Regions from separate parts of the Homo sapiens genome. Here region 2 is linked to region 1. Evidence: chromatin loops called from intact Hi-C (ENCODE). Cell type or tissue: heart right ventricle. All regions are shown on one strand. Each heading gives the region's core, and the rest is flanking DNA. Links, peaks and the distances in the headings are about the cores only.

What was found. Peaks named below come from ENCODE experiments on the same cell type or tissue, not always from the same donor. Only the 100,000 strongest peaks of a DNase experiment are listed, where the experiment ranks them.
Region 2: it touches region 1 in a loop (2.0-fold over the local background); 4 of 110 quality-filtered maps call a loop at or near these places.

Annotation. Positions count from the first base shown.
Region 1 is chr3:107,197,723-107,214,633 of GRCh38, reverse strand. The region is part of intron 1 of LINC00882 (long intergenic non-protein coding RNA 882); the gene reads left to right. Among named protein-coding and RNA genes, the nearest start is that of LINC00882, 34 kb to the left of the region's middle. In heart right ventricle, for the core only: a CTCF peak has its summit at 8,323 (motif pointing left); a DNase peak (open chromatin) is centred at 6,255; H3K4me3 peaks cover 703 bases; H3K27ac peaks cover 4,534 bases.
Region 2 is chr3:107,115,124-107,132,034 of GRCh38, reverse strand. It overlaps LINC00882 (long intergenic non-protein coding RNA 882), which reads left to right. Exons shown (of 4, transcript NR_028303.1): 2 at 2,043-2,147. Among named protein-coding and RNA genes, the nearest start is that of LINC00882, 120 kb to the left of the region's middle. In heart right ventricle, for the core only: no CTCF peak of the experiment used is centred there; a DNase peak (open chromatin) is centred at 7,064; H3K27ac peaks cover 2,393 bases.

The sequences.
Region 1 (16,911 bases), core at 3,398-11,397:
TTGAAGAGAGTTAGGGCCTTATCCTGGATTAGGCTTTGGCTTAAGGCAATATTGTTGCTGGTTTGATCTTCTATCCAGACCATTAAAATTTTCTTCATATCAGCAACATTGCTGTTTTGCTTTCTTATCATTTGTGTGTTCACTGGAGCAGCACTTTTAATTTGCTCTGAGAAATTTTTCTTTGCATTCACTACTTGGTTAACTGGTACAAAATACCTAGCTTTTTGGCCTGTCTTGGCTTTCAATATGTCTTCCTCATTATGCTTAATCGCTTCTAGCTTTTGATATAAAATGAGAGATGTGCAACTTTTCCTTTCACTTGGACACTTACAGGGTTATTACTTGGCTAATGTCAAGATTGTGTCTCAGGGAAAAGGGAGGCTATACGAGAGGGAGAGAGATGTAGGAATGGCCAGTTGGTAGAGCAGTCAGAACACATACAACATTGATTAAGTTTGCTGTCATGGCTGGGCGTGGTGGCTCACGCCTGTAATCCCAGTACTTTGGGAGGCTGAGTCAGGTGGATCACTTGAGGTCAGGAGTTCGAGACCAGCCTGGCCAACATGGTGAAACCCTGTCTTTACTAAAAATACAAAAATTAGCTGGCCTGGTAGTGGGTACCTGTAATCTCAGCTACTTGGGAGGCTGAGGCAGGAGAATTGCTTGAACCCAGGAGGCAAAAGTTGCAGTGAGCCAAGATTGCGCCACTGCCCTCCAGCCTGGGCCACACAGTGATACTCTATCGCCAAAAAAAAAAAAAAAAAAAAAAAGCTTGCTGTCATGTGGGTGCAACTTGTGGTGCCCCAAAGCAATTACAGTAGTAACATCAAAGATCGCTGATCACAGGTCACCACAACATATATAATTGTAATGAAAATATTTGAAATATTTTGAGAATTACTGAAGTGTGACACAGAGACACGAAGTGAGCACGTGCAGTTGGAAAGTTTGTGCTGATAGACTTGCTCGACGCAGGTTTGCTGCAAAACTCCAATTGTAAAAAAACAAAAAATGTTATTATCTGTGAAGAGCAGTAAAAGGAAGGGCAATGAAGTGAGGTATGCCTGTACTAGAGTTTGTTTGTGTGTTTCTGCCCAAATGGTTGAATGCTGTTCTGATTGTATTTGGCATCGAGCTAATCAGAGCTGTCGTAAGGGGAACTATGGTTTTGGAGTTTGTTGTGCTTGGCAATTCTAAGGAAAGTAGCCATTAGAGCAGAAGAAAGTGACCTTACAAACTGATGCTAAAAATATCCCCGGTCTACATAAAGAAAATACACACAAACCTCTCATAGCCTTTCTTAAAGAAAGAGTAGAGTTACCTTTCCTAGATATCAAACATTCAGTCTCTATACTGTCCTTTGGTGATGGGATTTTTTTCTCTGCCAATCTGCATTCACTGCTTATTTTAAACTTTGGAAATGAGCAAGCGAGGGCTGAGAGTGAAGAAGCTGAACACATAGCAACATTTATGTGGTTTTGTGCACCATCAAGTAACAAACTGTAGCTTTTGGATCTCTGGACATCTACTTTTGCACTGTAATAAAATAATTCTAGGGCACAATTTCAAGTTATAGGACAATGATACTCTGTGAGTTTCAACAAGAGGGGAAAATGAAAAAGGATGTTTTTAAGTGAGGGTAGAAACACTTTCAAAATGAATGAAACTCTTTGAATTACAGTGTACTGTGACATAAAGAAACAGTTGTGGGTCAACTTCAAAATTCTGGTGTTTTCATCTCTCGGAATTTCTTGGCAGTGTCTCCCACTTGAAGGTTTATAGTGAGTATAATGTACCATTTCTACTGATCAAAGAAAGTTACTTGGTGTCAAAAAGCTACTTGGGAACCAGCCTGATTACTGGGTTATTTCTTAATGAGTTCTGGCACATGGTTCTCATCTTTTTAAGAGGGAAAAGTGTAACTCGGCAGCACCAAGTGGAAACATAAGCATTTTGGCAAGTGTGGAGATGCAGCACAGCTGGATAAAAACTCCCTGCTTTGAAATCTCGTATCTCAAATGCTACATCCATTTTTAAGCACATTGCACTGTCAGTTCAGGTTTCAATATGAACAGGAACTGGGGCCATTCAATGATATAGTAATAAATCAAAGATTGGGATCTATTCACTGGATTGCTTGCGCTCTCTTTTTTTTCTTCACAAGTAATTTGTGAGGACAACAGGTGAGGGACAATGAAGGAGGAGAATATGATGCATGGGTGTTGCGCTGTCGGCGGAAACCTTGGCAAGCAGGACACTTAAGACAGTAATTTATCCTGTGGCATGATCTTCACCTCCTGAATCAGCATTCCTCTGGTTAATCAGGGGAACACAAGGCACTGATGGTTTTTCTTTTAAAAATGCCTTTTATTTTTATTATAAAGTAATACCTGCCTATAAAATGCAGGAAATAAAGGAAAATTTAATTGGTAAAGATGTTGCCTACTGCAGCTTTCAGCTTTCCATCTTTGACACACAATTGTCCCTGTAATCCAATACAACTTGAATAAAGACCTCAGTCTCCCAAGCATACAATCTAGTCCTTCAATGGCAGTCAACAAACATACAACAAGTTGCATACCCTGAGTCAGGCACTGGACTAGGTGCTGAAAATACAAAGGGAACACAGATTTGGTCCCTGACACACAAATCTTAATGGAGAGTGGAAAATTATGAGCAATTAAACTAGTGACTAAGTCTGGGAAATTACTGGATATCTGAAGGCTGAATGAATCTGTATAAAGACTAAAAGAGAAGAAGTGTAGAAGTGGCATGTGTTTTTTCTATGAACACATGTGTTTTCTATGAATCTTGGCTTCCTCACCTGTGAAATGAGGAGGTTAGACCAGATGGTTTGCTGGATGATCAACTTGTCCCGGCTTGCTTGGTACTTTCCCAGTTTCAGCAGTGAAATGTCCTAGGAATCTTTTTAGTCTCTGTTTTAAAACTGAAAGTCCCTTGTCCTGGAGACCCCAAAGTCCTGGGAAAACTAAGAGGGTTGGCCATCCTATTTATATGGTTATTTCTAGTTCTCATATTCCATGATTGTATTTTGAGAAAGAGTACTTGAAGTTTATGATATGGCCACAGGGTAAGACAACTTAGATTGAAATATAAGTACATTAGCAGTACTATTATTATGTTTTTAATCCTAAAGTGTGATTTATTTAAACACATTTTGGGCAAAACAAGCTTTGTGTTCTAGCTTATGACAAAAACATTAGTATTGTATTTTTGGGAAAATAAGTTTTATTCTTCCAAGAAAATATCTCACAAATAAATATTTGCAAGCACTTTGCAGGGTCACAAAGTTTTATGCAAGCAGTTATCTTTGTTGTGATTCTCAGTTGTGTCCTCTAAAAGTCTGGTGTAGTGGAAAGAGTACTGGCTTTGCAGTCAGGCAATTTTTGTTCTTTTACTTACTGACCATGAGAGCTGGAGAAAATAACTCCTCTGTGATACAGTTTCTTCTTTTATAAAATATGAATAATAATGGCTACCTGGTAGGGTTGTTAGGAGAATCTGAGTACATGGGCATGTAGAAGTGCTCAATGCAGATTTTTTTTTTATTTCTGTAAACAGTTTGCTTTCTGTTATACTTAAAGGGATCTGGATGTGTTTGGGATTCAAGTGAGAGAGATGATCTTTATAGGAGTGTATCAACAAAATCTTGACTATGAATACATATATCCGCAAATACACAAGTATATACATATACAAATATATATTCCTCATTAATATTGCACAAAAGAGCCAAGCCATGTCCTAAATGTTACTACTGAAAATTAAGATCCAATCTAGGCCATAGAGTCCTGTAAACCCCATTTAAAATAGGGTTGAAAATTTGACTATTATAATGAGGTAAAAATGGATTTGACTTGTCCAATAGCCATTAAGTCTAATGATTTATTTGTATTTTAAAACACAAAAAAAGGACTGGATATTTGCAGGTGGTACCTTACTGAATGCTGATCCATAGGTTACTCTAACAAGGGTAATTTTACATTTTAAATAGTAACATTTAAAGTCAGAATTCTTAAATGTACACCAAGAATGATGGCTAATGAGTAATAACAGCTTAAGTTAAAAAGCTTAACAATAAGTTAATTCTTGTGTGCATTTATTACAAACACTACTGTGAGAAGTAATGGCTAAAGTAAAAAAGAGGGCAGAAAAAAACATCTGATGCTATAATGCGTCTAAATAAAGAATGTGAAACATAAAGTTTTGTTCTACATCTTCACTGGAGATTTTAAAGGGCAAGGAGACCTAGCTCCTTGAGATGTATAACTATTTGCTGACAAGTTGGAGTGTCATTAGCCAGTGTTCTAGAAAGTGAATAATATAATCCCCCCCCCCCAGCTCTACATTGATACATTTCTTAGCTAGGAGACAAATGTTAGTTTGTATTTCGTAGACCAAACTATTTTAACATCTCCATTTTCATTTGTCTGTATAGACAAAAATGTTTGGCCTACAAAGACACAGCCGTGAATATTGAATGACCCAGTTCAGTATCCATTACCTGAATGTTGTTGTGTCCCCACTGTATGCAGGGGAGATGTGGTAGGCATCGGGATGGATGATGACGATGATGATAATTAAATGAGTGAACAGACAAACAAACGGCAGGCATATTTCCTATCCTCTTAGTGTTTACAGTTTTGCTGCAGAGGAATGATTTTATGAAATAACATAAGTAATTTAGCTGAGATTATTTAAGCATGAGTTTTTGGAACATTTTCCCCCAGAATCAAAAAAGTAGGGTCAGTGCCAAAGCAGCCAGTTCCAAAGCGATGCTCTAAAACCTTAGAAGTTTCCTTGGAGTAACAAAAAATTTCCAGGAAGTGAAGCAGTTTATAAATAGTTTCAGATCTTTGTGGAAATACACAGAGAAACTGGCAGAAAATGAATCCATGGAGATTTTGACAAGACCCCTCTAAGCAAGATCTAAAGACAACATCAGATGGAGTTGTCTGTGGATTATGTACGTATTGTCAGAGACATTCATGCAAAATAATGGGTTTGGTGGTGACAGGGTTACAGCCACAACAAGAAAGTGAGATACAGTTAGTGGAATTCTCAAGTGCTCTCTTAGGATGAATAAACCTTAAGAAAGAACACCCTGCTTTTGTAACAGATGAAGAAAGGCTATGGAAGAGACAGATTCTGGTAAGACAGAGCATTCTCTAACACTAAAGATGACATTTCTGATCTATGGGCACGGGCTTTCACATGGGTTAAATGGGTGCAGCAAATAGTGTTTCAGCTGTTTTTGGATTAAATGAGTTGTTCAGGATTTGTAGTGTAACGGGCATCCATGGAAAACATTTCAGTATTTTAGAGAGCCGTACCTTCTATGTGTCTCAACAGTGTTATTTGAGGGCTCTCTAGGAAGGCTTCCCTTATCTAATTCTCTCTCAAACTTTTGAATAAAAGTCCTATTATTAGCAATTCCTGTGTGGTGACCATCATCATTTCCCTTTGTCTCTTTTTGAAGATGAATAATTGCAGAGAATGGAAGTACCCTTTCTCCATCACACCTTGGATCAGTGCTTATTAGATCACTTTCCTGATTGATGACAAAGATGGGAAAACTTGAGAACACTTCTCAGTATAGAAGGAGGAGGGGTGAAGAGAGGCTGCAGAAATGGTGTTAGAGTCCTGGATGACAACAGTGCTGGCTTATCAATGTTTTCAGGGCACTGCCGAATGAAACATGAGATTTGTATACAAGAACTTGAGAGCTAAGAAATGTTTACTTTGCCTAGGAAATACCCACTGGGATATTGTTAGGATGGAAGTAATGAGGAAATAATAATGATGATAATATACTTTTTAAATTCTCTCAGCATTGTTGAAAAATATGATTATAACATTGCAGTGGTGGACAACTTATCAATACCAACCTCCATGGAAATCTAGGTCAAAGAAAACGTAACCACAGGGCCGAAAAAATAAATCCATGAGATGGCCTTTAGCAAGGTCACAGAAGAAAATAATTTCCAGCCCTGAGAACCCCGTGATTTCCTTCTTGTTTCTTTTCATCTTTATCCATTCTGTATTCCAGTATTTTGTATCTAGTGTTCTTCTCCTAACCCTATGCCTTTCTCAGTATGGATATTTTCGGTCTAAGACCTGAGGATATTGCCACTGTTTTGGTGATTGCTTTTGCACTTGTGTAGCAGCTTTTAAATTCCCATCTTTTTTAGCAGCTGCAGCCAGACAAACATATGAGTCAGTGGGAGGGGTTTAGAGGAACTGGCTCAGTTCTCAAGGGAGCAGTAACCTTTTGGCAGTCCAACAAAAAGAACATTTAAAGTCCAGTGACTGCAAAAGCTCTCTCTGTACATGTGATAGCAACTGCAGTTTTCCCAAGGTCTACTAAGGGTTTTTTCAGGAAGAGTCAGGTTTCTGCCTATAGAGAGACACATTCCTGAAGGCTTAACTCTGACCTCATAGCTCAAGTGGATACAAAATAAAATCTGGAGACAGCTGGGAAGTGATAAAGGGCAAGGAAGAAATTTGGGGATATGAAAGTGACAATGTTTTATTAAATGTTCTCACTGGGTTTTGTTGCCTGTATACCCTACAGCGCAAATAATGAAGGACAGCTAATCTTTCTTTTTTCAGTACTAGTTCAGGGTACAGGATCTTTCTCTCTACTGTGTTCACATAAGAGATTCTCCAAGAATTGTTTCCCTACCTGGTGGTCCTTGAGAGCCTCTTAGAGGAATGGGCATTTTCAACTCAATCCTTTTCACCTGTTCATCCTCAAGCAGAGGTCCACAGGCTGGGATGTGCCTGTGTCTGAAACTTCTACTTTAAGCAACTAGTTGCTGATATTTGACTTTTTACAAAAATGCCAATTTGATCAACTTAAGAGGAATACAAAGATAAGAGTGGCTTGTTGATTTCTGCAGGAAACCAATAAATGATTCCTTGTTTCTCCGTTTCCTTGCATTGTTCTTCCCTGTACATTATTTTCTTTCTTCTTTATTGCTTATCATAAAAAGAAGAGTAAGGGGGTCTTATGTGGAAGGGATGAATAATAGAAAATTATTTTTGTGTCAAGTAGAAACAATAGATTCTTTTGCTAATGAAAATTTAGACAATACTTTCTGTGATACACATTTTGCTGAGATAAAATGTCACAATCAAGAAGTCCATTTACACTGAAATAGGCAACCTAATAGTATCTTAATTAACATAGAAGAAAGTGGTAATTAGAGGTCATTTGGAAAGCTGGAGACGGTGTCCCAATGAGACTGGCAAGTTTTACTTCATGACTCAAGGTACAAGTCTGGGTTCTTAGTTGCAACTAACAGAAAACCTCTGTCCAACATAGGCAGAAAAATTATTTGTTGGAAGGATATTGAGTTTCTTACAAATTGGTGAGAGGACTAGAGATCAGATTTAGAAAGAGATTGGAAATCAAGGGACAGTAAACAGCTGAGGATCCAGCTGAGCTCACACCATTGAAGCAGGCTGTTGAGGATCAGTCACTATTCCTGCTGCCATTTCAAGTGCTGCTTCTGGCAACACACCAGTGTACTGCTGGCCACTAGCCTCTGGCCTCTGCTATGGGGGGCCAAGAATATCTCTGACTCTTCCAGCAACTTGGCATCTCTCTCTCTCAAGAATCAAAGGTCTACTCAAGAGCATCTAATTGATTGAGCCTAGGTCACATGCCTTTTTCCAAACAGCTAAGAGTGGTGCCCAAGGCTGGGTGGAGGGTTGAGGGGAAGGAGACTGGGAGGTGGCATTTTCATTTCCAACTCGATTTGATCCATGTACTCATCCTCCAGCAATGATAAGAACCCCCTTATTTTTTTTAGCCTGTTGGAGGTAATGACATCTACCCTTCTTGTACTTTTGCAGTACTTCATATATTGGTCTTACTGTATTGTTCTATTTATAATTTATATGTGTGTTTTTCCCCACCTGACAGAATTTATGGAGAAGAGGGATTGTGTTGTGTTTTTAGCATCATAACCTACAGTGCCTTACATGCATTAGGTGCTTAAAATATATGGGTTTAATAAATTATGTTTAATGATGATGTCGCAGGGAAACCTAATATAATGCTAATAAATCATAGCAACAAATGTTGAAAGAGTACTTGTTATATACTGGACATTTTCTTATTTCATCCTTATAACAATCCTATGAAGTAGGTTCTATGCTTTTTCATTTTATGCATGAGGAGCTAAGGCTCAGGTTAAATAAGTTGTCCTTGTTTATATAACTGAAACTGACAGGGCAGATATTCTAGCTAGGGCGGTCAAATTCCAGAGCCCATCATCAGAACTGTACTGCCCCCTGGAGGTAAATCACAGAGAAGAGGAAGATGGATCCAATCTTAGAGAACAGAGACCACTAGTTTGCTATATTCTCAATAGATGTTCACTTAGAGTGTATGGTATTTATTTGATAGGAATCAAGGAATAATTTTATATTTACTGATATAAATGAAATCTTATTTTGAATTTAATATTGTTCTAAAGTAATAGGCATTGCATAGTAACGACTAAAAAAGCATTCCTTTTTTGCAGCATTCTAGTTATGTTTGCCTCATAATATAATAAATATAAATAAATATTTATTATGTTATATATTTTATATAAATAAATATTTATTAATAATATAATAAATATTAATAAAATAAAAATAAATATAAATAAATACATCTAAATATAAATAAATCCACATGAATATAGAATATTCATATGAGAATCTTTAAATTTTGTATCTCACATCAAAATTTTTTTATTTAATTATCTAAAGTCATAAGACAGAACTTCATATTTTACTCCAAAACTTAAGAATTTTGATTACTTTTTCTTTTCCATCAAAGATTTTCTTGCCTAAATATGAATAGGCTTATAGTATAAAGTAACAGTATCCCATTTTTAAGGCGTAAATGTATATATTTTTATTTTTAAGCTGAGTTGTATCTGAGAAAGAACATATACTTTCATCAGAAATGATAAAAACGTAGTTTGGGGAACTGTTACTACAAAAGAGCAGCACGTCTGACTTTCATGTACTGTAAGTTCAAAGAGACTGTTTCATGCTGAGTAAGCACAAAAGAAGGATTGGTCCTTGGAAAACACTGAAAGCAGCTCTTCTCTATGAGACTTAAGAAAACAGAATCAAGTGAATCTAGAAAGAGTTACCAATCTGAATTTAAAGGTGATTGCTTGTATTTTTCTAATTAAAATTTTTTTTGTCTTTCAAACCAATATTATTTTATTTAGTTATTTTTAATTTTTAAATTTTATTTTAGGTTTGGGGTACATGTGTAGGTTTGTTATACAGAAAAATTGCATATCACTGGAGTTTGGTGTACAGATTATTTCATCACACAGGTAATAAGCATAGCATCCAATAGGTAGTTTTTTTATTCTCTCCCTTCTCCTACCCTCAAGTAGGCCTGGCGTCTGCTGTTCCCTTCTTTGTGTCCATGTGTTCTCAATGTTTAGCTCCCAATTGTAAGTAAGAATATGCAGTATTTGGTTTTCTGTTTCTGTATTAGTTTGCTTAGGATAATGGCCTCCAGCTCCATTTATCTTGCTGCAAAGGACATGATCTCATTTTTTTTATGGCTGCATAGTATTCCATGGTGTATATATACCACATTTTCTTTATCTGTTCTACTGACTGTTGCTGGGTATTTAGGTTGATTCTATGTCTTTGCTATTGTGAATAGTGCTGCAGTGAACATATGTGTTCATGTGTCTTGATGGTAGAATGATTTATATTCCTTTGAGTATATACCCAATTGGGATTGCTGGGTTGAGTGTTAATTCTGTTTTAAGTTATTTGAGACATCACTACACCGCTTTCCACAATAGTTAAACTAATTTACATTCCCACCAGCAGTGTATAAGTGTTCCCTTTTATCCACAACCTTGCCAGCATTTGTTATTTTTTGACTTTTTAATAATAGCCATTCTGACTATTCTTATTAATAATTCTTATTCTTGTTAATAATAATTATTATCACCTAGATGGTATCTCACTGTGGTTTTGATTTGCATCTCCATAATGATTAGTGATGTTGTACGTTTTTTCATATGCTCACTGGCTGTGTATATGTCTTCTTGAGAAGTGTCTGTTCATGTCTTTTGACCACTTTTTAATGGGTTGTTTGTCTTTTCTTGTTAGTTTGTTTAAATTCCTTATAGGTTCTGGATATTAGACCTTTGTTGGATATATAATTTGCAAATATTTTCTCTCATTCTGTACCTTGTCTGTTTACTCTGTTGATAGTTTCATTTGCTGTGCAGAGTTTCTTTAGTTTAATTAGGTCCCATTTGTCAATTTTTGTTTTTGTTGTAGTTGCTTTTGGCATGCTTGTCATGAAATCTTTGCCAGGGCCTATGTACAGAATGGCATTTCCTAGGTTATCTTCCAGGGCTTTTATAGTTTTAGGTTTTACATTTAGTGTTTAATCCATCTTGAGCTGATTTTTGTATATGGTGTAAGGAAGTGGTCCAGTTTCAATCTTCTGCATGTGGCTGGCCAGTTATCCTGATCTGCTTGTATTTGGATAACAAGTTGCTAATGTGAAAAGATATCGTTATGTCATTATTTTTTTCCCGATATTTGAGGCATTTTCGCAGAAATATGCAGAAGTCATGCCATAATTTTTTTATGCCTTTTTGTATAGTTTTGGAGTAAATTTCTAAAAGGCTAAATTTCTACATATGGACTTACTCAAATTATAAATTTCAAGTAAATGGACAAATATTAAGGGCAGATATAGAAGAACAATTGATTTTGAGTAGGTTTGTGGGAAAGATTTTGTAGGTGATGGAAGATTGAGCATATTTGTAGTAGAGGGAATAGAGTTGTGGTGAAGGAAACAGCAAAGGTGTGAGGGAGGCAGGAGATTTGTTTATTAGGCTGCAGATTGTTGAAAAAAGTGGAAGAAAAATGATCAGGTTCAATAAAGGAGAGATGAGTGGTGGAAGCCAGAGAAGGGAGATACAAATATGAAAACTTTCAAGCTGGGGCATTTCCAAGAGATGATAGGCTGCAAAGTGGCTGAAGTGGATCATAGTTGTAGTTGTTTGACATTGAGAAGGTCAAGAAAAATGTGGTGGCAGATGAGGAGCTGTTGATTTTTGTCTTAGGTGGCTAGAGCTATTAAGGAATTTAGGATGTGTCCTGGAGCTCACCAGATGATGGAGATAAAGATGTAGGAAAGTGCATAAGGGAGCAAGTGTGCCTCAGCAGAGGATGCTCAGGGCTGGTGAAGGGCAATTTTTTGGCAGCAGCAGTGTAGAATATGCAACATGAACTCCTCCAGGCCACTGAATTAAGAGGAATGCAAGATAGCAGCTCCCACAGGATAGAAAACTGGGAGTGAGCATCATATAGGAAAATTGAGATGTCCAGTGCAGTCAGGAGAATGTACATCTTGTTTTGGTTGATATGGTTTGGCTGTGTTCCCACCCAAATCTCATCTTGAACTGCAGCTCCCATAATTCCCATGTGTCATGGGAGGGACCTGGTGGGAAGCAACTGAATCATGTGGTTAGGTTTTTCCCATGCTGTTCTCATGATAGTGAATAAGTCTCATGAGATCTGATGGTTTCATAAAGGGGAGTTTCCCTACATGAGCTCTCTCTTGCTTGCCACCAGGTAGCTGTCCCTTTGCTCTTCATTTGTCTTCCACCATGATTGGGAGGCCTCCCCTGCCATGTGGAACTGTGAGTCCATTAAACCTCTTCCCTTTATAAATTAGCCAGTCTTGGGTATGTCTTTATCAGCAGTGTGAGAACAGACTAATACATTGGTTCTGTCTTTAATTACTAACACTGTCAATGAGCACTAACAATGTGGTAGACATCATGCCGGATATTGGGAATTCAGAGATTTAAAACAATGCACCATTATGAAAAGTGGGTGCACGTTGAATACAGCTGAAGTTGGCTTTCAAATCTGACATAATCACCACCAGCTCTGTGGCCCCACTAAAGTTCTCAACTTCCCTGAGACCCAGTTTCTTCATGTATAAAATAAGAATACTAATAATTTACCTTTTAGGGTTGTTTTGAGGATAAAATATAAAGTAAATAAAAAGTCTATCATAGTGCTACCTGAGAGTTGCTATTATTATTGTTGTTTGTTATTGTTATTTTGGTTTCTAATATGATCATCTGTTGGCGCAGATGTATGTAACTAACAATAAGTTGGTAGAAAGACTTAGGTTAAATCCCCCCTGACAATTTTACTTTGGGAACTCTGGCATTGGGTTAAGATTTAACGAGCTACAGAGGCCAGGAAGTTTTGTCACTGAGATGAAATAGGGAGATAGATCACAGGTGGAGGTTAGTAACAACACTGCAGTTTGTGTAGTGATCGTGGGTGCAGCCTGGAAGTAAGGTCCATGGTCTGTCTTGGGAACACATTGGTAGAAGAAGCAATTGCATCAGAAACCAGAGAAACCATCTATCTGGGCTTCAGTTTCTCTTTTGTTGGAAAAATATACCTCCCTGCTCCTGTTTCATCATTGTGAAGATTACATGAGATAATGTAAGTGAAGGTGCTTTGACAACTGTGAAGGGTCTATCTATATCAGGATGATATGTTTATGAATATTTGTGGGCAGAATTTCCAGTGGCTGCTGTTTCCACCATCCTGATGAGACATGGAGAAAACGTTGTGCTGTTCTCTACAGGAGAGTAAATCCAAGAGTTAAAAAAAAAATTATTGAAACATTTGTGAATGGTAAGAAAGAAAAATTTTGTAGTTCTGAGGAGAGAGCTTCTCTGGTAACTTCTAGTGTTATTCATCACTAGAAAATATTTTGCTTAGTAACAAATACTGTAATAAGATGAAATGTGACAATTTTCTAAGCCATTCTTGGATTCTTCAAAGGAAAAAAAAACTTCCATTGTTTATTTGGAATAATATCAGAAAATAGAGCTTTCTTGTCTGCTAATATTTCTATTCAGACTCGTGTGGCTCTTCTCTTTAAGCAGCCAGCCATCATAGCACATGTTCATCCTTCCCTTTGCTTGTCTTTTTCCTGGTTGGAGCGGGTTCTCCTAATTTAGTTAGCTCTTTTTACGTTTGGCCTCCAAATGATTTGTTGAAACTACTTTTTTTTTTGAGATCTAGCCAGGCTATACATGGTGATAATAGGTAAAATGAATAAGTAGAAGACATTCTCCAGAAAATACTGCCCATTTTAAGACCAGATGTAAAAGATCAACATTCATAATGATCATAGCATAATGAATGTAATGATGTACTGGGTGCTGTTCCTGAAGTTCTGCATGTTTCAACCTGTTTAAATTCCTCACAACAATACTAAAAGCTGCTTGTTATTGTGACCCTATTTTAAATGTGAGGGGTTTGAAGTACAGAGAGGTAAAGTTACCTGCTCAAGGACTCTATCTAATCGGTAGTGCCAGAGTTGGGACTGGAACCCAGATAGTATAGCTTTAAGCACTAGGATATGCCTTTTTTTTTTTTTTTTTCAGTTTTGAAAGACTCACAGAAGAATGTTAAAATGGAAAAAATCAATCAATCAATAAAAGCGCTGGAAAGGATAATATATATATTTATTATATTTTAGAATAGGAATAGGAACACTTTTTTAAATTTGAAAGAGGTAAATATAGCACAATAATTGAAAATGTGTTTGATAAATTTATGCAATTTAGTAACCCAAGAGGTGATTCATACTGGAAACCTCCACTCTTTAAAAAAAGTTCCAGTGAAATAAATGTACATTTGGGTATCCTTGCTCTTTGGGTATACGTTCTCACTTTTTCAGGCTTATTTCAGGACCAGTCATTACGCTCACCTTTTATTATTGAGGTGCTATTGATAGAACCATAGTACTGCACTCAGAAACTGTTTTTTTGTTTGTTTGTTTGTTTGTTTGTTTTTGAGACGGAGTCTCTCTCTTGTCACCCAGGCTGGAGTGCAGTGGTGCGATCTCAGCTCATGCAACCTCCGCCTCCCGGGTTCAAGTGATTCTAGTGCCTCAGCCTCCCAAGTAGCTGGGATGACAGGCACCCACCACCACACCCAGCTAATTTTTGTATTTTTAGTTGAGACGGGGTTTCACCGTGTTGGCCAGTCTGGTCTCGAACTCCTGACCTCAAGTGATCCACCTGCCTTGGCCTCCCAAAGTGCCTGGATAAGAGGCATGAGCCACCATGCGTGGCCAACTTTTTGTTTTTTGTATACATATATTTAAGGTATACAACATGATGTTTTGATATATATAGCAAATATTGTACATAGTGAAATGATTACTACAGTCCTGCAAAGTAACATATCCATCTGTAGGAAACTTTTTATGCTCTGACTTGTGAGATCTTGTTAACTTCCTTGTGTGGGTTTGACTTTAATCTCACGTCTGTGTCGCCCCAGGGAAGTTTCTCCTAGCTTTTCAAAATCACTTTACTAGATTCTAAAAATAACTGCCCTCCCTTTGGCTTGAGAGACTAAATTTTGGGTGTCACCCATGCGACATTAAATGGAGCAATGATATTGTGACTGGCAAGAGGCAAGAGGCTTGGGTTTCCAGTGATTTCTATAATAGCTGAATTTATAGTTACTTATAAAGTACTCTAAGAAGGAACTTTTCATTATGAAGTCAGCATGACAGATTTTTGGATTTCTAAATCTGTCTTTGCAATATTATTCTGTGCTAGTTTGTTGAAATGTGACACTGCATCTTTCATTCAGAGATATGAGTACTGACTTGGCATCACTTGTAGCTGTGAATTTTTATGACATATCCATTTCATTTGAAATTATTTAAAAGGAATGGACTGGGCATGGTGGCTCACGCCTGTAATCCCAGCACTTTGGGAGGCCGAGGCAGGTGGATCACCTGAGGTCAGGAGTTCAGGATCAGCCTGACCAACATGGTAAAACCCCGTCTCTACTAAAAATACAAAAATTAGCTGGGTGTGGTGGTAGGCACCTGTAATCCCAGCTACTCAGGAGGCTGAGACAGGAGAATCACTTGAACCCGGGAGGTGGAGGTTGCAGTGAACCGAGATCACGCCATCGCACTCCAGCCTGTGTGACAGGGCAAGCACTCGTCTCAAAAAAGGATTGCTTTATTTTTTAAGTGATTTCATTTGTTTTTGGCCAAGTTTCTTTTTAAGGTAAGATTGTACAATTATTATATTAATAGGGCCAGAACAATGGTGTATTATTTTGCAAAATATTTTAGCAAAAGAAAGGGCCAAATGAAGAAAGTGATCATTCAGTAAGCTTGCAGAGACACACTTACGGTAAACTCGCTATGCAGTTACTCCTGTGGTGCTCCTGCTCTTTTGCCAGTAACGGGAATTTATTTGATTATATAGTTTAGAAATACCAAATTATGCATTCCAAATCATGTTTATTGAGATATGCCATGTAAGACAAATGGCCTGGTGTTTTGTTTAGAGCTTGGAAGCTGAGATGTTCCAGCTACAGTTCGGCGTTTCCCTAGGGGACTTGCGGGGAAATGGGACAGCCTAGTTCTCAGCTTCTGTGGCTGTAAGACGATAATTTCCAGCTGCTGTGGGAGTTGGACTGGTGGCCTGGCCCCAGGGAAATATCCTGGTCTCTTGGTTACGTCTCTTGCACCCTCTGGGGCTATATGCTGCATTCTCTCAGGCACATTTCATGCTCACATGAGAGGAAACCATCCTTATTGGCACTTTAAGGCATCAGGAAGCTTTTACAAATGTTGTCTCTGACAGCTTCGGAAGGGGCTTTTCAGCTGTCCCTGTGACCCCTGCTAGGCTAAACATATGTTTAAAACATGTGGAGGAATGGTCAGGTTTAGAGGCTCTGCTGTTGCTGCTCAGTATTATTCCTGGCTCTATTTTCTGCATGACTTGCCAACATTCTCATTGTGTGGGGCTTGCAGCTGCCACACAGTCATACATACTAGTCTCAATTTGGTGCTTCAGAGCTCCCAAAGATTCCACCACTTCTGCCAGAAGTCCTGCCGGTTGTTACCACCCAGAATGCTTTCAAGTTCGGAGACGAAGCTGGGGAGACTGCTTCTCTCTCTCTCTCCTCTCTCTCATTTAATTACATACTTCAAGTTCATGGAGAAAAGCTCTGTTAACTGCCTGTGTGGTGTCCACCACAGGGCTCTGTGCAGAAGAGCGCTTAATGAATGGTGTAGGGTCACCCACCGATGTTTTTCTAAGAATGTCTGGGTTAACTTCAATGCTTCTGTGAAGCAGGGGATTCTTCCATTGTAGTAATGCAGATATAAATTGATCATGAGTAGGAGATGTCGTAATATTTGACAGCTTTTCATAAAAAAGATCTACCAGGTCTTTTTGAATGAACCCTTCAACTTCCTGCCATCTCCAGTCTCTAAATGTGGCAGTCTAGATTTTTTTCAGGGTAAAGTAAAATAGTAGACATGACATATTTTGGTTGTCCCATGAGATCTCATTAAAGAGTCTGTAGTATAGTTGATGCTGGCATTTTTGAGTTGCAGCACTGAGGAAAGGGGAGAAATGAGGTTTGGAAGGCAACTAAAATGTTTCTCTTCTAGGAGCTACATTGGGACCTTTATAAGCATTTTCTCATTTAATGCTCGCAAAGCCCTATGATCTAGTCATTTCACTCCTATTTTAAAAATGGAAAAACTAGGCCTAGAGGGCTAAGTATCATACCCTAGAATACATATATGGTAAGTGGTAGAAAATTTTAAATCCAAGTGGGTCTGACTCCCAAGATAATGTTCTTTTGCTTGAATATAGTACCCCCCCAAATTAGTTCACATTTACTTTTGTTAAGTGTATAAATGTATACGTGTTCATTTTTGAAGGCTATTTACCTGTGCTGTTATCTACCAAAGCTATTGGCCAAAATTATTATCTACTTTACGAGTTATAAATATAAATTTTTGAGGCTTCT
Region 2 (16,911 bases), core at 3,794-11,793, 83 kb after region 1:
TTGTTGCCCAGGCTGGAGTGCAGGGGCATGATCTCAGCTCACTACAACCTCTGCCTCCTGGGTTCAAGCGATTCTCCTGCCTCAGCCTCCCAAGTAGCTGGGATTGCAGGCTCCCACCACCATGCCTGGCTAATTTTAAAAATATTTTTAGTAGAGACGGGGTTTCACAATATTGGCCAGGCTAGTCTCGAACTCCTGACCTCTGGTGGTCCACCCACCTTGGCCTCCCAAAGTGCTGGGATTACAGGTGTGAGCCACTGCACCCAGCTGACACAACTTCTTTCTAAATAATCTTTATGCAACTTATAAGTTATAATCCTTATTATCCTGACTTACGAGTATGACCCAATCTTTGAATTTAGTTTCTTTGTTTACTCGTCAAATAATCTCTCATTTTTAATTGTAAGAAATTAGTTCTGTAACATAAGTGAGCCTGAAAGAAAGAGAACAGGCTCCGATAATGGAGTAGTTTTTATCAGACTTATCTTCCCAGTAGTCCCACACTGTCCCACTCACACACAGTCACACTCAGTGCCTTCCCAGGGGCAGCCCATAGCAGAATAGGATGCACACTACTCTGGGATGGAAGGAAAGGCAAGACTTCAAGGACTGGGCTGCCTAGCCAAACCTCTTTGGTGTGTTGCATGAAATTTTTGAAGTTTTTATGGATATTGGAGGCAAGAAGAGATACAATAAGAAGCTCAATTAACTAAATGACTTTTTTATCAAAACTTCATCTCACCCTAAATGGGCTTTCAGTCATCTCCCTAGTCTCACAAGTGAGCACTGAGGGATCCTTGCCCTGGAATTAGTCAGTTCTCTATGAATAGGCATTTAAGAACATTTCTCTCTGTAGCTAGAATGTCAGGTCAGCTACCTGGGCATTTACTTGGTTTCTGTCCTGATAGAGCCCAAGTGCTTATGTGATAACCTAATTCTCTCACCTTGTCCTCCTGTTCTTATGATATTTAAAAAGTCTTTTCCTTGACTTATTCTTCAATAATTGTGTCATTTTGGTTCCTGCCAGGTTAGCGGCTTCCTTGCTTTCGATTCTGACTTCATTGTGTCCCCTAATCCCTAAATGCCTTCTTGATTTCAGCCCACTTCCTTTCTGACCTCCAGTGGCACTGGCGTGTGTACAGACACACTGAGTTCCATTTACATGTGCCTAGGACTGTGCACTCACTTAGCCTCACACTCATCCACACTCACATCCCCACTTTCCCACAATCACTCACACTCAGTGTCCTCCATTTACTCAGCCCCACTCACTCTCGCCCAACCGTACACACTTGTTCCATTCACTCACACTCCTGGTCGTTCCCTTCACACTCACACTCCTTCACATTCATGACCAGCCACCCCACTGGCCTCCATTTAGTACTACTCGGTCTCACCCAGCCCTACCCATATGCACACCAGAGTCAGCTCACTCACAGTCGCACAGTCAGTCCCTCAAATGCAGTCACTCCCTCAGGAACTCCTTCCCTCTCACTCAGGTACAATGTCTCATTCATCCTCAGTGCCCTTCACACACTTCATATACACACTGGGCATGTGTCACACCCACTCACACAAACTTCAGGCACAGCCAGTCCTACCCACACTTATTCACGCTTATTTCACTCATGCCCAGCCCCACCCACTCACACCTAGTCACACTCACATGTGGTCCCAAACAGTTCCAGTATACCTAGACTCACACAGTCCTACTCATACCTAGTCACACTCAGTCACGCTCACACATGGTCCCGCACAGTTCCAATACACCTAGCCTCACACAGTCCTATGCATACCTAGTCACACTCAGTCACATGCATACATGGTCCCACCCACTCACACTCACACCTAGTCACACTCACATATGGTCCCACACCGTTCCAATACACCTGGTTTCACACAGTCCTTCTGACACCTAGTCACACTCAGTCACACTCACACATGGTCCCACACAATCACACTCACACTAGTCATACTCTATTCTACTACCTCTCAGAGAATTCCACTCTATTCTACTCTCTCGGTGTCATTTGTCCCCTCAGGAGGATGCAGCATTCAAGGTTCTATCTTGGAAGCAGAGACTGTGCCCTCACCAGATGCTGAACCTGCTGAGCACCCTGATCTTCCACTTCACCTTCATCAGAACTGTGAGAATTAACTTTCTATTATTTATAAATTACTCAGTCTAAGATATTTTGTTATAGCAGCAGGATCAGATTGAGACAAGGAATTTATACCAATTTAGACTATGCATGAATCCACAAGAATCCAAGTGGCACAAGAATCTAGCACCAAAATGGCAGCTCAGGGAAAGCTGATTCAGTTTAACGTTCAAAAGAAGAGGCAAAACTAATTCTAGAAACTTGTTCCCTTGAGATGCTCGGAGACGTGCCCTGGTTTAGAAAGAAAATACAGAATGGAAGCTTTGCTCTAAAAGACAGGTTCTTGCATTAGAAAAAGGGTTACTTCGGACTCACTGGCTCTAAATAAATTAGTCAGGAGAAAACTAATGAATGTTACCATGGAATTATCCATAGGACTTAACCTTCTCAAAATAGTTGTGAGTGGGATGAAAGAGCAACAATGAGTTAACCAGAGACACTGGAAGGTGTTAATTAGAAAAAAAATATATCGTATAGAAACAAATGTTGGTACAAGCATACAAGTAAAATTTTCAACTGTGTCATTAATACTTTCATTGTATAATTAATTTCTAGGGTGCTAAGAATTCTGAATTTATTGAGGAAATAAATGTCTGATTGCAACAAAAGAAAACTTGTCTGGCTTTGGGAAGGAAGAGGCTTAGGAAAAAAATTAAAGGCGTCTTTACTAGAAGTTCAAGGTGAAAACACTGCATTTTTTCTAGTACTTCACTACGTAATCTAAAGAAGTCTGGAAAGGAGCCAATGCATTAAAAATATAGCTAGAGGAAACCGTTCAGGGAGAAGACTTGTGGCAGTAGCAGTCTGTGCAAACATTCTCTTTCTCTTTCTGTCTTTCCAAGCAAAAATTAAACCTTGATTATCCCTTTATAAAAATAGGGTACTCATTTCCCAGTGAAATGTGGGAACTGCTTCTCTTTAGCAGCATAGTACCCAATTATTCTTACAGAAAATAATTTTATGTAATTTAAAAAATATACTGTCTTCTTGGTATGATTGTTCTTTTTGTGTGTACAGATAACCGCATTTAAAGAAATATTTAAAACTCTATCTTGGATTTCTTGAAGGTTTCTGGTTTGATTAGGCCATCTGAGTAGATAAATAACGAAATGATGCTAATGTGTTGACACAAGAAACAATGTTCAAAGGTAGACACCACCCAGGTGACATTTCTCATTGCTACACATATGTATATACGTGTGTATGTGTGTGCATATTTACATACCTTTGGGAAGATACAGGTGTAGCCAGAATGCTCTCACATGGTCGTCATTATCAAAATTCTCCCAATATATCCATCTCTTCACTTTTTGAGGTCATGGTCGGATTGAATTCCATGATTTCATGGTTCTATTGTATCTGTGTGGGAACCATGTGACTAGTTTTAAGAAAATATTATGAGCAAAGGTGACTTTGGTTACTCTCTGGTTAATTGCAAGTCTCTCTGGGGCACCCTTTAACTCTGTGATGTTTGAATGGTGACTGCTTTATGAGCCTGAGTCTCTGAATAAGTAAAAGGAGCAGAATCCCCTGTTAACCTGTTATGGACATGAGTAAGAAAGAAATCTTTCTTGTTTGAGTCATCAAAACTATGGGATTGTTTGTTATTGCAGCATACCGTAGCCCTATTCAGACTTCTATAATCTGATAGTAAGGGCAGATTTGGGGACAATTTACCAAAATCAGAATTATAATTCTGGTGACTCAGTTTGGGAAAAGAAATTCCATTTGACATCCAGAGATTCCATCTCCAGAAATCAAGAGCAATTGCTTCGATTTTTACAGATTCCTATTTGTTTTTGGACTAGACTCCAAAGAATTTGTTGTACTGTATAATTTTTAAGAAACTTAGGCTGAATAAATCACCTGAAAAATTCATTTTTGCCTGTAGAGCTGCTCATGGACTATGTTGAATAGTAGAAACCAGTTCTTACCACGTTGGTTATGCCACAGGCAATGCCAGTTTTTCTTAGCAAAGTTGAACTAACTATAACTTTGATTTATAATATATGTTAATATGATGCAAAAATGATAGTTCTTTTGTTTGGGTCTTTCACTGAACACATTTTATTGATTGCAGAGTTGTACAGCCAAAGATATTATAGAGAGGGTTGTGGGATGCCTAAAAATGCTGAGTTTGTTGGCAGAATCGAGATGACTCCTAATTTCTAACAGTGTCATTTTTCTGAGGCAGGAGCCAAATGTTATATTGTTTTAGCCAAGCTTCTTGAAATATTAGTCTATAATTTCTTTCCTTGCTTTCTGACACTCTTACTTACAGTCATCAAGTTTTAGTCACCATCTCGACACCAAACATGCACTGGAAAAGGTCTCTAATTTACTCCAGAGCAACAAGATCTTTGGGTACATTTCGGACTTCCTATTTTGATCTCCTGGAAGCTTTAGAAACTGACACATAATTGTTTATGTCAACTTTATTGGATCGCAGGGTCCCCATATATTTGGATAAACATTATTTCTTGTGTGAAACAACAGAGTGAGGTTGTTTCTGGATGAGATTAGTGTTTGAATTGGGAGACTGGGTGAAGCGCATTGCCCTTCCCAGTGTGGCTGTGCATCTTACCATCTGTGGAGGGCCTGGACAGAATGAAAGGGTGGAGAAAGGGAGAATTCGCTCTCTCTGCTTGAGCTGGGAAATTAATCTCATCCTGCTGAAAGCAGGGGTTTAACGTTTAGACATTAAACTGGGGTTTCCACCATCTGGACTCCTGGTTCTTGGGCCTTTAAACTTGGACTGGAATTATACACTGGGGTTTCCTAGGTTTCTAGCTTGCAGATGGAAGATTATGGGACTTCTCAGCCTCCATAATTATGTGAGCCAATTCCTGTAATAAATCTCTTTATACAGATAGATATAGATGTGTATCTGTATATATGTCTATCATCTATCTGTCTGATCATCTATCTCCTATTTGTTCTGTTTCTCTAGAGAACCCTGACTGATATACTAACCAATCATTGCCTTCTTGAAACTCTTTCCTACCATTGTTCCTTGACAGAAGTCTGGCTTGGAGGTTCTGTTTCTTCACTGGAATCTTCTACTCCATATCCTTAGGCTCCTTTTCCTCTCCTTACCATTTAAATATTGGTTAGTATTATTTTCTTTTCATTCCACTACCTGAATACTGATGATTTACAAATCTTTTTCTCCATCATAAAGCTTAGTCATGGGTACAAGAAGTACATTAAAGATATGCACCTCCTGCTACTTTGATTAGGATGTTCTATGGGGCTTCTATATTCAACCCATCCAACAGAATTCATGATCTTCCCCTCCCTGAACATCTCCACTCAAAGTCTGTTCTTTCTTTTATATTTCCATTCTTGAGGAATGAAACCTCCATCTGCTGAGCTATTAAGCCAGAAACATGAGAGTAATTATAGAACCTTCATATATAAGTGTTTAAATACTATTGTTTCAACTGCCTAAATATCTCTTGAATTTATCTCTCCCCCAATATCCTCATTAAAGCTTCCATATTTCTCTGTCTTTTTCCCCATGAATTAGTAGAGATGCTCCCTGACCAGTTCACTTTCCTCCTGTCTTAGCTTCCCAATTTACCTTCCACAGGGCAGTCAGAATGATCTTTCCAAAGACAAATCAGAATATTTCCCTTCCTTGAGGAAAAACCTGTCAATGTTTCTGCATTGATTTAGGATTATACTCCAAACTCCTTTATGTGGTGCACAATGCTCCTGAGGGCCTAGAACTTTACTGGTTTTAGCCCTGAAATTCTCACCATCACAGACAAAGCCTCATTCCCTGGGCAAACTGCAGTGGTTTATCGTCCCAGCTCAAAATATCTTTTTCGTTCTGGTCTTCTTGACTTGTCTTCAAGGTTCTGCTTAAGTTGATTTTTTCTAAAATCATATCCCAACCAATTTTTTCTCTAGCCTGAAATGTGTATACAGTGCTTGTATGTCCTCTAAGAAAAGGGATTATCATATTCTACTTTAATCTGGTCTTGCTATACTTTGTGCTTTTTAAAGAGAGATGCTCTATTGTTTTCATCTCTACATCTCAAACACATCTAGCACAGTGATTAGCACATAGCCATTGATAAATATTTGTTGTATGATATTAGAAAAACTCAGGGCATCCATCTTCATGCTGTATTCAATAAGTAACATAACTCTTTGCTGATTAACTTAGTATTTTCACATTTTTATTGTTTTCACTTTGAAATACAATCTTTTATTTTTCCTCTTCTGTTTTACTACCATTATTTAACTCAAAAATAGTGGTTATTTTTCTTGTTCTCTTAGTAGATCCCCCGTAATATGTTTAAACTTATTTGAACATTTCCTGCTTCTTCCATCCTAAAAGATGTAGACATGTTTAGAATAATTAAGAATATTTGCAAAAAGGATTTCTTACAACACTTAGTGAGGACCAAAAATGTACCAGGTTCTGTGAAACCTAAGTGTAAACTGAGGAATTTTGACTCCTGCCCTACAAAAATTTACAATCCAGGCAGTAAAGCTGAACAGTCTAGCCTGAAAATCTATTTTAAAACTGTTTTCCCCCAGTCCGAAGATATAACCTTGAAGCTTACTGCAAACCCCCCTTTTTTTTCTTCTCCTTAGTCTTAAAATATGGCCTTGGAGTGTACTTTCTTTGAAACACCATGTCCCTCCCTTTCCTGCCATACACTCCCTCACCTCGTGCACATTTATCTAACTGTATGCTTGTATCTAATTATGTGCTTACTTAGAAGTTCCAAGGGGCTAATCTTAAAACAGACAAAGCATAGAGACCCAGCTGCCAAATTCCAGAGATTACCTCAAGGCAGTTAGTCATCAACCTGGCCAGTGCTGAGATGACACCAGCCTGTGCTCCAGATGGCCCAAGGCTTGAGATAGCACAAAACATTCAGACCTTGGACTCAGCATCCCTCCCTCATGCCTCCCATTCCAAGTTCCCTTTTGTAAGCCCCTCTTTCCAGCCTAAAGTTTGAAGTGGTTCCTAGAGGCAAAAGCCAGCTGCGTCCCCACTGTTAGCTTTGGAAAATAAAGTCACTTTCCTTTTCACTGCACTTCATTCTTGTTACTGCTTTTGCAAGTGGTGAGTAGCTGAGCATGAGCTTGGTTACAAGGCAAGCATATGCTCTTAAGAATTTCATTTTAAAAAGCCCAAAATTATGAATATATAATCTAATGACCTGGGAATCTCTTCCTGTAATATACAAAATGTCTTTTAGGGATAAATAGAGGTGGGATATTTAGTTTTTTCTTAGGTGCCAAACACAACCAAAAAAGGCATATTTGAAACAAAACTGAATATTTCCCTTTTCCTTTCATTGATTTGTTTTAAATTTTAGCTGTCCTGTTTTGAATTTTCAAGGGCTTCTTGTCTCTCATTATTCCTTTTAAATAGTATTCTGTTCTTTGTTACTGACATAAACTCATTTCTCAGAGAATAGTAATGGCCAATTAAAAAAAATTCTTTCTTATACCCTGCATTGCCTCTTTTTCCTTTGTATTCCTATTTTTTCTTTTTTCCCCTATTTCTAAATTTTTTTCTGCTGGAAATTTCTCTAAAACACTTGTGGCAGTCATGTTTGAAGATTGAAGCAATAGAAAGTTGATTGGAAGCTGCAGGCCAGGGGAACTTATTTGCTGATAATTTACAGGGTAGTCCAGGGGAACTCAGCTCTTTCATTAGAAGCCTTCAAATTTGGAGTGTCTTTTCTTTGGGACTATTTGATTTATTCTAGGGAGGCATCCTCTCATATACTATCTTGGGATGGGGCTTTAAGCCCAGCTCTAGCATTCTATAAGCAGGGAGGAGGAAGGAGGCTGAGGCTGGATCTACTATTCACTGTGAAACTGCTTATTCAGTCCTATTGTCAGCTCCATGTTCCCACCTTCCTACCTTCTACTTAGGCCTGGTGCCCTAAATCTGAAGCCTTCAGATCCTGTCCTTTAAGGAAGCAGTAATGGTGGGGGTGAGATGTGAGAGGGATAACCACCAAGCTGCCAAGGATGCAAGGATGGTTGAGAGTGGCCTATAGATTTTTTTTTTTTTTTTGACAGTCTTGCTCTGTCCCCCAGGCTGGAATGCAGTAGCATGATCTTGGCTCACTGCAACCTCTGCCTCCCAGGCTCAAGCAATTCTCATGCCTCAGCTTCCCAAGTAGCTGGGAGTACAGGTGCACCCCACTACCTTTGACTAATTTTTGTATTTTTTGTAGAGACGGGATTTTGCCATGTTGGCCAGTCTTGTCTCAAACTCCTGGCTTCAAGTGATCCACCAGCCTTAGCCTCCCAAAGTGCTGGCATCAGGTGTGGGCCATGGTGCCCAGCCTGATCTAATATTTTCACATAAAGAATTTTAATTAATGCCTCTGGTTATAATCATATACATCTTACTCCTATTTGAACTATTTTGATAGGAGTAACTATTTTGATAGTTCAAATCCAGAGTCTTTCAAGGAGTCCTCTTTGTAGAACACTCTGTTCATACTTCTTTCATATATTAAGTCTGTTACTAATCCTATATCTGTTTTCTATCTTTTAAAAAATTATTGAAGTCTTTCAATTTCAGTAGTCTTATATTATTTTCTTCTCCTTGGAACTTGTACCTTTTATATTTTATTTCTCATATTGTTATTTGGGGAAAATTTCAGGACAGAGAAGAAATAGATGTACATATTCAATCTACTATTGTTCCAAATAAATTTATTATGCTTTTGTTTGCTAATTTTCCTTTGCCACATTCACTGGTTATGTGAAGAACATACTCTACTACTTATTCCTTCTAAAGCAATGACACTTTAAATTTGTCCTTTCCAGTCACTGTTTAAGTGCAATGAGTGTGTTGTTGGCAACATAAGGCAACACCTTTATAGAACACGGCCTATAGATGAATGAGAAACTAACCTTCTTTAGAAATTCTAGAAAAAATCAACTTGCAAATATATCTAATCACTAAAAGCATATTCTGTGCAGATAGTCTTTATTTACTAGTTATCAAAGGGTTATTTTCATGCAAAATAAAAATATACCAATAAAAGCCTTAAAACTTTGGAGAGCTGATTTTCTACTTCATGTTTTTTTTTTGAAATGTCAGACATGACTAAGGAGTGAGGTCTTTTTCTTTTCTTTCTGTATAGATATAAAACCCCCTTTCAATCTCCAGGTTTTGTTGATTTTGTTCCCTATTTTTTTTTTTTACTTTCTATTGCCTGCACTCTGGTAAAATCACCCTCACCACTCACTGGCTGTAATGAAAATGGCAAATACATTCCGTGCAGCCTGTCTTCCCCTAGCCCAGCCTGTTCTTCACACTGCCATCATAATGATGTTTTAAAGACAATTATAATCATAATCCTAGAGCAGAGATTGTTAACCTGAAATCATCCATGGTTGATCAACTTTGTAAGTCTGTGAATCCCTTACATTATAGAAAAAAAGTAGTGTTTATGATTATTTTATTTAGGGGAGAAGCCTAGGTATTTCATCATATCCTTGAAAGAGTCTGTGACACCTCCAACTGTTAAAAATCACTCCACAGAGAATCAAGTTGATGAATAATGATGAGAATAGCCGATGATCTTAACACACATGACTACCAAAATCTCTATTATTTTTCTGGAAACATGATTACTAGAAATCTAAATGGCATCTGTGATTGATTGGTATTCTCTTCCCCCCACATAAGAGTGGCAGAAGAATGACTGTTAGCCAAGTGTCTGTCAAAATGAACTACAAACATATTCATTAGGAAACAGGTTGTTAAAATGGATCAGGTATAAATATGTTTTGCATATCACAAAAGACACCTAAATTAAGGAAAGCTGTGAAAGAGCAGATAGCCATTTTTCAATTATATATGACCAATGTGGCATTTTTTGATATCTTAGTCAGTAATTTGAAGGTCTAGAAATGCCATACGTGCCTATGTAATTTGGGGTCACTGCTTTTGATACAGGCAGTGAGTCTAGAAATTTCTACCTCACTCAGAACAATCATGCTATGACTTTTTCCTACTTGTGCAATTACCAAGATTTCACACCATTTAACACTTTTATGTTTATGCACATGAATATTTACAGGGAAATAGACTTGGGCATTAAAAAAAAAAGTCATTCAGCTTCCTTGACTTCATCAGGTTGTTTGTGGAGGGGCTATTTCACAAACACACAAGCTACAAATCAAAGGTATATGACACCTTTTTATATTATCAGGCAACATGGTGATAAAAAAATGAAATGGAGTTTGTGAATTTTATTACTCCGGGTGACAATTTAATATGTGGGTGATGGTGTGCAGCTCCCAAATGAGATTTGTTGCATCCTCAGAACTGCATAAAATGTCTAAAGAGAGGGGCAAGCTTCCATGCCATATATAGACAGACTCATTGGATCTCCCGAGGAAGTCAGATTGGAAACTTGTAAGTCCATAGTCATTCACAGATGATAAAGTGTGTGAAGTGGGGAGCAGGGAGAGGCCGTGCTTGCATGAAGAATTTTAATGACTTAACGTTTCTTCTCTTCTTATTAATTTTAGCGTAGGGAGGGCAGTGGGATAAGGAAGTCATCAGTCTTGCATATGTCTTTTTCTGCTACAGATGGTACAATGGTTGATTTGGTACAAGGATCATACCAAATATGTATGCAGGAAGCCAAAAAATAGAATCAAATCAAACATGATTTTATAGTTGTTATTATTCCTAAAAATATCTGTGCTCCTGTAGGCATATGTCTTAGATAGGAGAATGCTGTTGGAATTTCTGGTCTCTGCATTGAGGGGCTGTTGGTCTTTTGGAAAGATGTGCTTATTGAATGGGACAAGCTTGCCCCAAGAGGCATTGCTAGGGCTGCTCCCAGACCTACTTGTGATTCAAGGCTGTGCTTCTCCTCTGCACGTGAGACAGGTGAGTTATGTTACTTGCTAGGTAAGAAGGAGGGGAGGAGATAAGTTACCTGAAATCATCTGATGCATTATTATCCCCTTCAGTATGGACATAACGTCAGAAGAGGATCACTGAATCAGATAGGGTAAAGCATTCTTTCGACCTCCCTGCTGGGGGCTTGTCTGTCCTGTTGTGCTGTACTTCTGTGCAGGTGGAAACAAGATGAACTCAAACCACTTGTCTGATTAAATGGGCCAACTGTTTCAGTCATTGCCCAAATAAACGGTGTTTCTGTGCCAACTTTCATGTGTATACTTTGGAGGAAATTGTTACTTCATATTCTAATCTCATCTTTTTCATGGGAGTCTTAGAAGTATTGGAAAGCTGTTTTGAAATCCTTTTTAAAACCTAAGATTGAGCCTCACAATTTTTTTCCTTTATATAGGTATTCTCAGTTTAAATTGCTTTACATTTTTACTTTTTCATTTCACAAATAGAAGGTAATTTATTTTGTTCCTCTTTGAGGGTGCTAAAATGGGATCACTGATTAGAAACTGATAACCACCCACTTGAGCCAGAATTCCTATCTTCTTATGAAACAGCGCTAAAACATTTGATGTAAAATTCCTCAGTATTTTTCAGATCAGACCCTCATTCATTTAAAAAATTTACCTACCTGTGAAAGATCAGAACCTGTACTTTCAGGCTACTGTTCCCTTATTAAATCAGTGAGCAAATGCCCTTAAAAGGGACATTCAATTGAAATTTAAAAAAAAAACATTATTTGAGTGCCTGTTGTATGTCAAGCCCCTTGTAAAGCACTGGGGAGAAAAAAGCAAATATTATAGCGTATAGGAAAGTAAGTAAAGATATTTAACAAACAACCCTAACGCAATGTGATAAGTGCTGTGATAGGGAATTTGGCTCTGTGATTTCAGTGTCAGTGGATTTCTTATTCAGTTAATCTCATCTGCCAAAGAAAATATTTTTGTAATGAGGAAATGTCACCTCTGTTCACCATTGGAAATTACTATTTATCAAGTTGTCATTTACTTGGATAATGTTATCAGGTATTGTCTAGCAGATAATATAGAGGGAAAATAGAACTATCTTCAATAGAGCCCCCTTTGACTTGTAAACTATGATACTCATAATGTTTAGTGCATGGTGTATATTTAGCTTCCTGCCCATCTGGTCTTTTGTTGAGGGACTGAACAATTGGTTTCCATAAGATCCAGTATTAATGAGAGCCCTCATTGTGGTTATTTTTATTACTCTCTTTCTTGAGCAGTTTTTTTTTTCCAAATGAGAATATTTACTGGGTACAAATGTAATTGCTTCAGAGATTTCCAGAAAAGGTGCTAAATTCGTCCTTATCCCAAAGCTGAATTTTAGTTGATCTTTTTTCCTCACCGACTTTTTCAGTTTTGTTTTTCACCACTTTCAAATAAGAATCAGTTGCATGTTCCAATCCTGGAGGTCTCTGAGTTTCCAAACTCTGAAGAAAGGGGCAAGAAAGGAAGAGTTAGGGATGTTAGAAGAGTTAGAAGAGTTACGAATGTTCCTATGTGCCTTCCGTCTGTCTTATACCTGCTGCGTGAGGAGCTGACGCCAACACCCAAAGCCCTGGACAAAGACTTCCTCCACAGTCACTTTCCTCTGACCCACAGGAACCTCCTTGGCTCCTCTCCCTCTTGCCTTCACAGCTTGACTTCCCCTTGTCATCTTGCCCTGTTAGGATCTAGCACCCTCAGAGCTGCTCTGGAAACCCCATAGGGCCTATCTCTGCCACTTGTACTACTCCACTCGCTCTCAGTAATGTGGGTGTGAGGTGCCTCGTCCCCTTGCCTAGCCCTTTCATAACATGGCTGGAAAGTCTTGTATGTGCTGTCCCCAAAACAGATCAGACAATGTTGACCCAACAGAAGGAGCATGGTCACCTCAGTCCCGGTGGGGGTTGGGGGTAGGGGGTCGGGGGAGCCAGTGAGGGGGAAGCGCACAGTGAAGGAGGCCTTGGATTTGGAGACAAAATTCATTTTGGGAGCCTGGAAGCTCTCTGGAACTGGACACAAACTCTTGTCTCTGTAGTTTGCTTACCCAGGGAACTTGGGTAAGAGCTAGTGAATAACTCGTATATGTATTATATGACCTTAATAAGTAATATTGTTTAGCCTGAGTTTTTGATACAGTTTTCAACTGCATGATGTTCTAACTCTGTCTGAGTTTCACAGAATTATTTCTCCAGAGTAAATTGACTTATTCTTCTGAGCAGAGCCCAGGTAGCCTAGTTATCTTAACTGTGAGGAACTGATAGAGCTCTCTATCTCCTTGGGGGATGTTTAAAAATACATAAAGCAAAATTATATCACCTTAAGAACGTTATGGTGATATAACATTCTTATCACCATGCTTTTAACATGCAGTCAGCCCTGCCAAATTTTCCTCTGCCATTGAGAATTGGAGTAATTATTATAAGTGCAGACAAAACTAGGTTTCTCTTGCAGGCAGATTTTTGTGATTGCACCCTGGACTTTCGTTCAGAATTCTTTTCAGTTTCTTAGGAAAGCTAAATGAAATTGCTGCAGTAAGGCCAGAGGGGGGCACCAAATAATCGTGATTGATAGAGTGGTTTGGCTGAGCATTTGCGGGAGGCTCAGGCATCAGGCCTGTGAGCCTCTGTGTCTGTTTTGAGCATTTTGGGCATAAAACATATTGAAGTCTCTTTGTTTACGGAATCGTCGTCAAGCCAGGAGCTGACACCCGAGCTTCAGTGGCCCAAAACATACTCAGCTAATGGGGAAGCAGCAGTTGGCAGGTTCTGTGGTTGTAAACATTTTAGAAAAATTTCTTCACGCTTTTTAGCTCCTTCCTTATTTCACTTATCAGAGTTGAATTGTGGGAAGAACTGAGAAACAAACTCTGCCATGCTCTTGGAAGGCGAGAATGCAGATGGGTCGTTCTTTCTGAGACAGAGGAATTATTGGCAATTTTCTAGGATTAATTGTTCTTGATAAATTGCTGAAATATCTATTTGGTCCTCAGGAAACTGGGGAGCATTCAATACCATTTAAAGTGTTTCTGCATTATTGGCTATTTCAGAAAAGTTGGCTTCCTCTGCTGTACTTCCTAAAGCCAGATTTCTAAATTCAATACAACTTTCAAAGCTATTCTACCACAATTGTTGCAATTTATCTAGTATGGAAAAGTAGTGTTTCATGTTTGTTGGTAGTTACTACTCCTTGTGATCTGTAGTTTGCTTAGATGTCCTTATTTATAGTGAATTAATTTAGGGCAGTGGGCAGGGGCCAGGGCAAAGGAGTTGGAATGTCCTCTATTCAATTGAGGAGGGTCTAGGTACGCTTACTTCATTCTTTGTCAGTACATGATGGATTCTAAGTCTTCTTGCAAAATACGTGTGAACACAAAAGTGATTAATTATGATCATGTCAAATTTGAAACTGATTTAAGTCCTGAACTATAATCTGTCACCTCAGTTTTCCTTTTAGACTTTTTGTATGGTTTAGGAATATTTCAAAAGTGTCCTTTGACCATCTCTTTTCATAAAGTAAAATCTGTGATCATGGGGTTACACGACAAGTCAGTTGATGCACACAGAACAATGCTGACTCAGGGAGACAGAGGCTGTGAGGGTTCTTATAAATGCTGACCCCTTCATATGCCGACATGTTCACTTAGTGTTTACGAACTTGAGCTCCGGAGCCAGACTACTTGGGTACTTGGGTAGGAATGTAGGCCCTACCACTTATTATCTATATGACTTTGGCAAGTTAGTGAGCTTCTGTGTGCCTCAGTTTCCTCATCCATAAAGTGGAGTAATGCTAGTATCATAGAGTTAGCCTGAGAATTAGATGAGTTATTATATGTAAAGCAGTTAGAATAGAACCTGGTGTATACTACTTCATAAGTACATGCTAAATAAATATTTTAGGTCAGGCAGGGTGGCTCATGCCTGGAATTCTAGCACTTTGGGAGGCCGAGGTGGGTGGATTGTCTGAGCTCAGGAGTTCAAGACCAGCCTGGGCAAAATGGTGAAACCCAGTCTCTACTAAAATACAAAAAATTAGCCGGGCGCGGTTGTGTGCGTCTGTAATCCCAGCTACTTGGGAGGCTGAGGCACCAGAACTGCTTGAACCCAGGAGGTGGAGGTTGCAGTGAGCCAAGATCATACTACTGCATTCCAGCCTGGGTGAGATTACTAGACTCTGTCTCAAAAAAAATAAAAAAAATTTTAAAAGTGATATAAAAACTATTATGTCAGTCCTATAGAATTTTTCCAGAGAAATTTACCATCAGGTGATTTTTATATGGGCATATATTGACTTAGTTGTTTCCTGTGCCTGGCTTCCTGGCTGGTATCTTAGGACCCTGCTGTTCTTTTATGCCTATAGAAACCTTTGGCAGGGCGCGGTGGCTCGCGCCTGTAATCCGAGCACTTTGGGGGGCCAAGGCGGGCGGATCACGAGGTCAGGAGAGCAAGACCATGCTGGCTAACACAGGGATACCCCATCTCTACTAAACACACACACACACACACACACACGCAAATTAACCGGGCGTGGTGGCGGGCGCCTGTGGTACCAGCTACTCAGGAGGCCGAGGCAGGAGAATTGAGTGAACCTGGGAGGCGGAGCTTGCAGTGAGCTGAGATTGTGCCACTGCACTCCAACCTGGGCAACAGAACGAGACTTCGTCTCCAAAAAAAAAAAAAAAAAAAAAAGAAAGAAACTTTTAAGAGACAAGAAATAGAACAATCAAAATCTTGTACAAAGATCATATTACAACCGACTCTTCAACATAATTTATTTAACAAACATTCATATAGCACTTACTATGTGCCACACACTGTTTTAAACACTGTACAAATATTAACTCATTGAATCCTCATTATAACAGAATACTTGTTGAATTTCAATTAAGTGATGTGGGAAAATCCTCTAGCCTGGTGTCTGACATGATAATCCTTTAATAAATATTTGTTGAAGGAATGAATACCTGTGAGTGACTCAATCAATCAGTCTATCTTGTTTGGCTAATAAAAAAAGCAAATAATATACCAGGATGTTATATTAAGTGGCCTAATGTGTTCTCAGAAACTGGAAACAATTGAGACTCTTTATCCACAGCTGTATTCAGTTTGTACTGAAGGGACTAAAGTGGCCTAAATGTGCCTGTTCCTTTCTGAATATTAAGTCACTTGCTATTTTGATATTAAGCTTAGATGTTTAGATGTCGTAGAATTGGTGAAGTCTTGGTGACTTGTAGGCTGTTACATTCAACTTATATTGAATATCTTAGTGTACCATTCTAAATTTCCATTTTTATCTTTATTTTGGATTTTGAGCAGACAGTATTATGATTCTGTTTAAGACATGAAGACATGCCAATTTTCCTACACTCTTTCAATTGCATTCTTTTGTTTTAATCTTGGAAAACATATTTGCATCATATTTCTTAATTTGTCACAGCCTGAGAAGTGACATTATTGAATGACAGTAGGAGCTTGAATATTGTGCTTTGAAATGCCATTGAGGATACCATTATTCATGTGACAGCCCTGAGAAGATTAGCAAATAACTACTTAACATTTTATAATGCTTTATCATCATAAAAATCCACATATTAAACTTGAGGAATAAATTACTTAAAAATATATCATTTCTATTCAAACACCATTTGGAAAAACTTGAGAGATAAATGCCAGTTTTTAATGAAGCTACAATAAATGTTTTTATTCACCATGTTATTGCTCCAGTCAATTGTAGATTATTTTTATAATCACTAAATTAGCTGCATTTAGCCTTAAACCTACTTGTTGAAACACAGTTAACATGGTAGAAGAGAACCAATGTA